Linked DNA regions of Homo sapiens: region 2 is linked to region 1. A link is a contact called in ENCODE Hi-C or POLR2A ChIA-PET data. All regions are on one chromosome and are shown on one strand. The core of a region is the stretch at or near the end of the contact, and the rest is flanking DNA. Distances in the headings are between cores, read along the strand shown.

What was found. Hi-C counts contacts between places; a loop is a spot of excess contacts on that map. ChIA-PET counts read pairs that join two places held with the same protein, here RNA polymerase II (POLR2A). Pooled maps may share reads with other maps.
Region 2: a pooled map shows a loop between it and region 1 (2.6-fold over the local background). The contact joins the promoter of RNF103 here to the enhancer-like site in region 1. A Hi-C loop is called at or near these places in 1 of 37 single-sample maps with no recorded cell type and 3 of 50 pooled maps. POLR2A ChIA-PET finds 5 or more read pairs at or near these places in 1 of 52 experiments (activated CD4-positive, alpha-beta T cell).

The regions. Positions count from the first base shown.
Region 1 is chr2:86,242,109-86,246,837 of GRCh38, forward strand. The region is part of intron 5 of REEP1 (receptor accessory protein 1); the gene reads right to left. Among named protein-coding and RNA genes, the nearest start is that of MRPL35, 45 kb to the left of the region's middle. Within about 2 kb of position 2,308, at least 3 of the 41 ENCODE cell types and tissues checked have a DNase peak (open chromatin) inside an H3K27ac peak, as active enhancers do.
Region 2 is chr2:86,622,159-86,626,984 of GRCh38, forward strand. It overlaps RNF103 (ring finger protein 103), which reads right to left and starts at 1,707. Exons shown (of 4, transcript NM_005667.4): 1 at 503-1,707. The coding sequence starts at 728. All of the region lies in intron 2 of RNF103-CHMP3 (RNF103-CHMP3 readthrough), which reads right to left. RefSeq lists silencers at 528-577, 758-837, 1,108-1,647, 1,728-1,897 and an enhancer at 1,608-1,902.

The DNA of each region.
Region 1 (4,729 bases), core at 1,058-3,557:
CAGGCAACCTTTATTAAACATTTATTATAAACTCTGCATTCTGTGAAGTCTTTACACTGCCTCATAACTCCTGTGGCAGGTACTATGATCATCCCTGTTTGCAGGTGAAGAAGCGAGGTTCACAGAGGTGCAGCAGTAAGCAGGGAGCTGGGACTTTTAAACCTGGTCTGCTTATCTCCAAAGCCCAACTTTGGATATCCTTGATTCTAAGTATTGCTCTGTTGGTCATGGCAGCTAAAAATATGCACAACAGTCTTTCATTCCTTTAACATTTACTGAGCACCTATGGAGATGCAGGTAAGACACATATACATGATGACATTAGTGCAGAGGACCCAGGAGTGAGAGGCCAGTTCTACCTGGGATCAGAGGAGGCTTCATGGAGGAGACGGCATTAACCTGGAGGAGATGGCATTAACCTGGAAGAGTGGGGAGGATTTCAAAGAGGTAGAAACAGAGGCAGATGAAGCACCAACATGAGCAAAGGCAGAGGCAAGAAAGAGAAAATTCTGGAAACAGCGCTCAGAGTTGCTATTTCCAGAACAGTACAGAAGGCAGTTCTGTGAATGCAGTTATCACAAGAGCCAGAGAGGTAAGGAGAGACAAGACTGAAAGGCTAGGATCAGGGTCGGACTGTACAGGACTTAAACAGGAAGGGAGAGAGCAGTCGACCATTTGGGTAGCTACTGCAAGAGTCCAAGCTAGAAGGAAGGGTGTGGAGGAAGGCCCAAATGCAGAGAAGGGATGTCAAATGGTTAGGGCTTGAAGAGTAAGTGGGAGGAAGGTGGGGCATCAAAGGTGACAGAGATTTGGAGCTTGGGTGCCTGACAAGATGGTAATTTCATTATCATCAGAATGGTGGGACACACGGAAGGGCAGATTTGGAGTTACAGGACTGTCAACTAAAGTATGAAGGAAACAAGGGAGATATTCAGCAGAGAACCAGGAACACTTGGATTGAGCCCTGGGCAGAGAAGCCCATCTGGGAACCAGGTCATCAGGTGACAGCGGAAGGTGAGGGACAGGATGAGATGGTGCTAGGAGAGAGAGGAGAGAAAGGTGGGGCCCAGAGAAATTCATCTAACACTGAGGCGTGAGGAAAGGAGGGAGGAGGCAAACATGAGAGGGGAATCAGAGAGAAGAGGAGAACGAGGAGGTGCCATGTCACCACAGCCAAGAGACAGCCCTTCCCACTCACGCATGATCCTCAAATATTTCCTCAGACCTCTAGGTTCCACCAGGCCCTGTGAGGTCAGGCAGGCAGGCTTCCCTCTTTCCTCTTGGACCCTTGAGGCATCAGGCTGCACAATCTCCACAGGTAGCCACAGAACAGAGCAGGTAAGTAATGTCGGACCGCCAACTCCGTGTGAATTCCTGGCCCTTCCTCTTCAGCTGAGTGTGATGTGGGTGTTTCATTCATTTGAATCCACTTCACTATGCATGGAGCAGTGTGAGGTGAGGTAACACTCCAGGTAGAAACACTGGGAGAGCCGGAATCCAGCACACTGGTAAAAAGTCTTGCTTGGTTCTGCTTCGACACATTTTGAGAGTGAAACTTGGGTACGAGTTGACTAATATTTGGGAGACTGGAGGGTAGGGAATACTTCCAAACTTTTTCAGCAGTTTGTCCATACAGTTTAGATAATCTTGGTGTTTAAAAATGGTTGCCGTGGTGAATTCTAAATATTAACTTCATGTCACATAGTCCTTGGCTAAAAAATGAAGAAAGAAGGCTAACTTGATGTGAGCTAGCACAGTGGCCAGGAAATGCTCCTCTGAGGGATGAAGAGACAAACATAGGGCTTTCTGGAATCCTTACCCTCTTTGATTCAATAGATGGTAGAGACTAAAGCCAGAGAGGTGAAACATACAGATCTGGTTAGGGGACAGCAGTCATCTCTTCTCCGTCCTTGGAAATATCTCCTAAGTATGAGCTGACACAGGGAGGTTTTATAAAAAGAAAATCAATGCCTGCCCTCTGACTAATTGTTAACAGGTAGTTTTTTTTGCTAGAAAGCAAAACAAAGGCAAGGCAACTGACTCCAGTCAGGTCAGAAACCCCAAATCACTGGGCTTATGAACTTCCTCAAATGAGCTTTTGATTCCAAAAATAGTTTCATGGTGATTTAAAAGCAGTATTTTATTCAAGCCAGACATTTAGATAGAGCACTGATGGATAAAAGATAAGGATATGTGGGAGAGGGCTTTTTTTTTTCTATTGTGCTGACTGTTTTGTAGATCTTCTTTTTCTTTTTAAGGAAAGAGTGGGAAAATTTTTTTTAAGTAGAAAAACAAAATAATATAACTCTCAGTGGATTGTGCCTGGCTGTTCAGATGCTAAGGGCTATAACCAACGCTTGGCTATCGCCTGTTGGCCGCTGACTATAATTGCAGGCCAAGTGCCTGAGTTTTAGAGAGCAAGTCAGGAAAGCAGAGGTCATGGTGTGAAAGCGGGCCAGACCAGTAAAGAGGAAGAAGAAATAAGAGCTACAGCATGGGTGCTGCTATAGGCTGAGTTTCCAGCTCCTGGTGAACCTTATATACAGAGGCCCCAAGGAGCTGAGTAGGTAAGGAGGGGTGGGTGTCCTTTTGAAGCCAGAGCAACTGTGGGCAAAGGGGTGAAAAACAGGCAAAGGAGAACCCTGGAGGGTTAACAAAGGGCTTGGGGCAGTGCTGTCCAAAAGAACTTTCTTCAATAATGGAAATGTGCTATCAGCCATACTGGCAAATGAGGACTTGAAATGGGGCTAGTACAGCCAGGTGCGGTGGCTCATGCCTGTTATCCCAGCACTTTGGGAGGCTGAGGCCTGCAGATCACCTGAGGTCAGGAGTTCAAGACCAGCCTGGCCAACATGGCGAAACCCTGTCTCTACTAAACAATACAAAAACTAGCCAGGCGTGGGGGCAGGCACCTGTAATCCCAGCTACTCGGGAGGCTGAGGCAGGGAGAATTGCTTGAACCTGGGAGGCAGAGGTTGCAGTGAGCTGAGATTGTGCCACTGCACTCCAGCCTGGGCAAGAGTGAGACACCGTCTCAAAAACAAAGGGGGTGGGGGGCTAGTACAACTGAGGAATTCAATTTTAGGTATACTGTTGGGAAAAGGGCTTGTGGGGTGCCTGTATAAACTGGCCACAAAAATATGGGACAATAAGTTGTGGAAAGCCACAAGAGGCCTCTAAGGAGGAAAGCCTCCTAACTGCCATCATGTTCCCATGCTCAGAGCGAGACCTGCTCTCTTATCTGTAAACACTGTGTTCAAGGAGAAGGACACTCCTTTGAAACACTGGAATGTGGACAGACGTGCAGGCTCCTGGTTAAGCCCGCTCCCACTAGCTACTCTCCGATAAGTTAAAGATATGCTGTTTGAGCACAAAGGAGATTCATTTAAACCACTACTGCTATAGATTGCACCTATGACGCACTGCCTCCTTTTCACTGTTTTGCCCTGAACATCTGCTTCTTAGATCTAAGTGATTGTACTCAATAAATAGTGTGGAGACCAGAACTCTGGGCCTTTTGCAGCCTCCATTTTGCAACTGGCCCCCTGGCTCCCACCTTTAGGAACTCTTAACCTGTCTCTTCTCATTCCTTTGTCGCCACCGGACTTCAGCTACCCTATGGGTGGTGTTGAGGCTGGTCCCCAACATATACTCAATTTTTTTTTTTTTTTTTTGAGACAGAGTCTCACTCCGTCTCCCAGGCTGGAGTGCAGTGGTGCTATCTTGGCTCACTGCAAGCTCCGCCTCCCTGGTTCACGCCATTCTCCTGCCTCAGCCTCCCGAGTAGCTGGGACTACAGGCGCCCGCCACCACGCCCGGCTAATTTTTTGTATTTTTAGTAGAGACGGGGTTTCACCATGTTAGCCAGGATGGTCTCGATCTCCTGACCTCGTGATCCGCCCGCCTTGGCCTCCCAAAGTGCTGGGATTACAGGCATGAGCCATTGTGCCCAGCCGGTATACTCAATTTTAATTAATTTAAATTTAAACAGCTACATGTGGCAAGTGGATACCATATTAGACAGGGCAGGGTTAGAGGAATCAAAAAGGTATATACTTCAAATCAATCAACAAGGTTTAATGAATAGCTATGAGTGCAAAGCACTAAATAACAAAGCATTGTTCTGTTTTTGTTTATTTTCTAAGCAAGAAACAAAGGAAAAGAAGCCAGAGCCCCTCATCTCAAGAAGCTTACAATACCAGATTTGGGGATGGGGGAGGATGGAGCCATATACACACAAACACAACTCTGAAAACAAACTGCAAGAGAAGAATCCCTAATTCACAGAATGCTGGTTTTACTTAGAGCAGCTTTCTTCAATAGGTGGACTATAGTAATAGTATTGGTACTACTGGAAATGTTCTGGAGACAAGATCTCCGGGGGAACTAAAACATTATTTTTCGAGTTATGAGACAAGTGAAAAATGAATGTTGGTTTACCAGGTCTGAGAATTCAGCAGGCAGAAGAAACCTAGTATGTGGTTCAAACTGCAAGGGAAGTAAGGTAGCCTGGAGACCCCATGGTTTTAAAATTTTTGTTCAGTGGTTCGTCTCACTATGGTTTCTTTTTCTTTCTCTCTTTCTTTTTTTTTCTTTTTTCTTTTTTTTTTTTGACAGAGTTTCACTCTTGTTGCCCAGGCTGAAGTGCAATGGTGTGATCTCGGCTTACCGCGACCTCCACCTCCTGAGTTCAAGAGATTCTCCTGTCTCAGCCTTCCGAGTAGCTAGG
Region 2 (4,826 bases), core at 457-2,956, 380 kb after region 1:
TATATTCAAACTCATGATTTAACATTTAAATCCTAGGCCCAAGTGCCTCTGATAGTAAGTATTCCAAAGATGTGTCCCCACTCTGGGTATCTTATTATTACTATCGTGACAAATATTGCTATTGACAGACAACGTTTTGGAGTTTTTCTTACGTTTTTATGAACTTCAACTGACAAATAATGCTTTCCAGTTTGTAACTAGTTGATATTCCAGAATTTTGAGAAAATCACTCAACTTAGTAAACAACGCTAAGAAGCCACACTTTAAACTGTCATTTTACGATAACCTTAAAAGGATACACCAACACTCCTCCAAATAATTTCAGACTCCTCCTCAAAGCTGGGATCCGCATACTTGATTGTAGGAAGCTTGGACGAAGAAACCTGGGCAGCTTTAACGCTTCCAGGAAAGGCCTCACTCTGGGGGAACAGCCAGGTACCAGGAGGTACAGGTCGTCCCCTCTCCCAGGTGGAGGGGACCCTAGGGGAAGCCCGATACTCGCCTGACTTTTCCACCAGCTCCCGGACATCCTTCTTCTCGGGCAACCCTGAGTAGCCCAACCCCCGGCACTCCAAAATGGTCTTCAGCTTCTTGAAGCTCAGCGCCACCGGATCCACCAGCTGGGTGGCAAAGATGCCAGTTTCATACCACACAATGGCCTCAAAAAACCTGGCCAGGACGAACAGGACCAGGAAATAGAGGAGCAAGAAAAAAAGCTTCAGCCACATCTTCCCTGGAGTTTCCTCTCTTTCCAGAGAGCTCGGAATACGGGAGAGAGAAGGGTCGAGGGCGGGGGCCGCGGCTCGGTGGCAGCTTGGGCGAGGGCCCCGTGTCCACGCGCGGGCCACCCGGCGCCGTCACTGGCCGGCCATCCCCGGCGGGGAAGCAGGTGACGGGATCCGCGCGGGCGCGAGGCGGCGACGAGGGACGCAGAGACGCAGAGCCTCGCGCCGGGCCTCCCAGTCAAGAGCCGACAAAAATAAAGGGGAAAAACTCAAAACCCCCATCCATTAAGCACAGAAAGGAGAGGGGCGCGGGGAGAGCTCGCGGGGAAGAACAAAACGAGGGACGCTTCCCCCGGGGCGGGCACTGACCCAGGTGGCGGGGTCGGCCCTCCGGTGCCGCGATCTCAAGGGGGAGGGGGAGACCAAAAAATAACTCAGATCCGCCCAGGAGGCGGGGATCCGGGCGGCAGGCCGGGGCCCGAGGGGCCGTGGGGGCCGGACTCCCGCGGCCGCGGGTCAGGAGGGCGCGGCGCTCGGCCGGGCCAGGCCCGGGGCCCAGCGTGTTCTGCGCGGGGAGGAGCGGCCGCCGCAACGCCGCGCCCGAAGCCCAGGCCCCAGGCCCCGCCGACCGCCCAGGCTCCGCGAGAAGAGCGGCGGGCACGGCGGCGGCTCCAGGTTCGCTCGGGCCGGCTGGCGGGCGGCGCCTCTCAGGCGGGCGGGCACTGCGGCCCGGCCCAGGATGGGGCGTCGCGGTCTCTGCAGATGGAATCGGTCTCGGAGGGAAAAAACCAATAATAGGCCCCGAGACTGCTCCTCCAGGCGGCTACCCGGCTGCCTCCCGGCCACTCAGCGCCCGTCCCGCTCGGATGGGCAGTGCCGGTCGCAGCACCCGTCCCCAACACCCCCGCCACCTCCGGAGACCGCGGCCGTACCCTCCACAACCGTGTATCAGCGGCGGCCGCGGCCGGAGCCGAGACATAACAACTGACGTCGCGATGAGGCGGGGCCGGGGCGGGGCCTGCAGGGTGCGCCCGCAGGGGCCGAGGGCGGGGAATTCGGGGAGCCGCGGGGCTACCGGACTACCGAACGAGGGGCGGGAGGAGAGGCGGAGCCGCAGCGTGGTCGGGGCCTTCCCGCGGTGCCGAAAGTTGCCTCTCCGTGCTTTTGCGGCGTGGTCTCCCCTTTTGCCCCTCCAATGTTTAGCAATTGATTTTGTCTGAGGATTAGTCTTTAGATTGTATCACTTTGTGTATTTTTTGTAAAAATAGAGCAGTTAATTATTCTCTTAAAATCGGTGAAAATAGAAATGTACGTTTTTTGATGAATCCTGGTGAACAGGGAAATTTTTGGCACAGTTGGTTTGAGATGGTAGAAGGTTAAACCCAGAAAGCAAATGTTTTGCCCCCTCTTCATGAGAATGTGGCTTTGCACATGTGTGTTGGAGGAGGTTTGGCCAAAACTGGAGTTCGCGTTATACTAGGCCCAGTTGTCGCTGCCAGTTACAGCCTTTTCCCTCCTTCAGTCTCAAGGGTGTTAAAAGCCTGGTGTGGACTCCCTGAGTTCCTAGGACAAAGATTGTCGAGTGTAGATAAGTCCAGGTGCAAAGTTCCGGGTGCTTTATTTTGTACATGGGCCTGGCACAGTGGCTCACGCCTGTAATCCCAGCACTTTGGGAGGCCGAGGCGGGCAGATCACGAGGTCAGGAGTTCGAGACCATCCTGGTTAACACGGTGAAACCCTGCCTCTATTAAAAATACAAAAAATTAGGCCGGCGTGGTGGTGGGCCCCTGTAGTCCCAGCTACTCGGGAGGCTAAGGCAGGAGAATGGCGTGAACCCGGGAGGCGGAGCTTGTAGGGAGCTGAGATCGCGCCACTGCACTCCATCCAGCCTGGGTGACATAGCAAGACTCCGTCTCAAAAAAAAAAAAAAAAAAAAAAAAAAAAAAAGAAAGAAAGAAAAGAAAAAAAAGAGTCACATGGACAAGCATGCGATACCTGGTTCTGTGCTTATAAATTTAACCGGGCCGAGCGTACTCTTTACGTCAATCTCTGTGTCAGTCTTGAGGGAGGAAGGAGTTGGGTTCATAAACTGAACAAGGTTGGCTTTGACCAGCCCCTTTTGATAAGGAAGGAAAAAAAAAACAGTAATTACGGGGAAATGTTACTATTTGTGCAAAACTGTCAACTATCTGAAACTAGGGGTGAAAGTTTTAGGAAGAAAGGGATCATGATCCCAGGTCATGGAGCAAGGGAGGAACGGGAAGCAAAGAATGGACTGTGAGAATGTAGCCTCCGAATGGTGCCCATTTAAAATAAAGTGAACAAGGGCATTTCAGTGCCGGGCTAGTGGGGGAGGAGTTGGAAGGGGATGGGCCCAGGGAGCATTGAGAATCAGAGGAGGAGGTGTAGGAATGTCCAGCCAGCAACTGGACACTGCCCCTGTGTCTTTAGCTTCCATGTGGCTTTGTTCTCGTGGCTGGCAGATCAGTGTGGGAGACTGTGTTAAACAACTGATTCTAACAAGCCTGGTTCTGAAATTTCAGAATTCTTGGGCATGTCTTGGTGACCCTTTGATGATATTGTCCAAACCTTGACACTGAAGGTGATGTCCCTCACCTCAAAGGAATGTATGTACTCGCTAGTGAGGAGAGACTGACCCAATCTCAAAAATACAGAATAGGCATGGGCAGGGAAAGTTGGTGTGTGAGCTGAGGGTGGAACCAGTCAGGCCAGAGTTCCAAATTGGAAAAAAACATTAGAGTGTGGGAGGGACTAGAAAGAAGGAATTAAAGAACTCTTTTTAAATTTCTTGTTTGTTTCAACTGCCTCCCATCCCAACCCCCTTGCTTTGTTTCATTCATGGTTAACCCACAGGAGGGATAAAAGCATTGATAAGAGAACACATTGGGTCATCTGAATAAGAGAGTATGGACAAGCACATTCTATGTTGGTGGGGTATACAATGTGGGTTAGAAGCCCCCCATAAAATACAAGCTCTTTGGCACAGTAATCTCTCTTCAGGAAATTTATCTTGAGGAATAATTGGACATGGGCACAAAGATGTGTGTATAGAATTTCGTCGTTGTTGCAGAGTTAATGCTGGAAAGAAAAAAGGAAGAACCCAAATATCTAGTGACAGAGGATTGATCAAATACAGTAATTCAAATGATGAACCATGAGGCAGCCACTAAAAAGAAAAATGTAGACACACGGTTATGGACATGGAACCATGTCCAAAATATAGTGTTTGGTGAAAAAAACCAGGTGACTGAGAAGTTTGCGTCATATGATCCTATTTTTGTATCTGTATTACAAAAAGACAGAGATGTATCCACTAAATTGTTAGGTGTATTCACCTCTAAGTGATGGGATTTAGAATATTTTTTCTTTTATGCTATATCTCTGTTTTATTATATTTTCTGAAATAATCATGTATTACTTTGTAATCTAAAAAAAAAACAACAACAACAAAACAAAACAAAAAAACCCACTAGGACTGTTTTCCTGGTCCGGAGGTTTAGCGGCAGCGGTTCATCCTCTGGGACTCCAAAGATGACAGGGGTTGGAGGTGTGGGCTGTCTTCCCATGAGATTGATTTCAGTTTCCACTAAGCCTAGCTGGGCAGACTAATTAGAATTTATTTTCAAAAACAGAAGAATGTATGAATTATTCATTTTCATAATCTGTTTTTCTAATAGGCTATTAATCTGGGTTATTGGTTTTATATCTCAGATTCTGTTCATATGTAGGATGGCTTAAATGCTTTATCATTTGATATTGTGGCAAGAGTGTGCAAACTGCAATTAAAGGGCCTGGTCCAGTGGACTAGTGTCACCTTGGTAGACAATCAGAAGACCTCCCTAACCTCTTTTTTTTTTTTTTTTTTTTTTTTTGGGAGTTTTCCTCTGTTGTCAGGCTGGAGTTCAGTAGCACGATCTCAGTTCACTGCAACCTCCGCCTCCTGGGTTCAAGCAATTCCCCTGCCTCAGCCTCCCAGGTAGCTGGGACTACAGGCACGTGCCACCACGCCGGGCTAATTTTTTGTATTTTAGTAGAGATGGGGTTTCACCGTGTTGGCCAGGATGGTCTCAATCTCCTGAC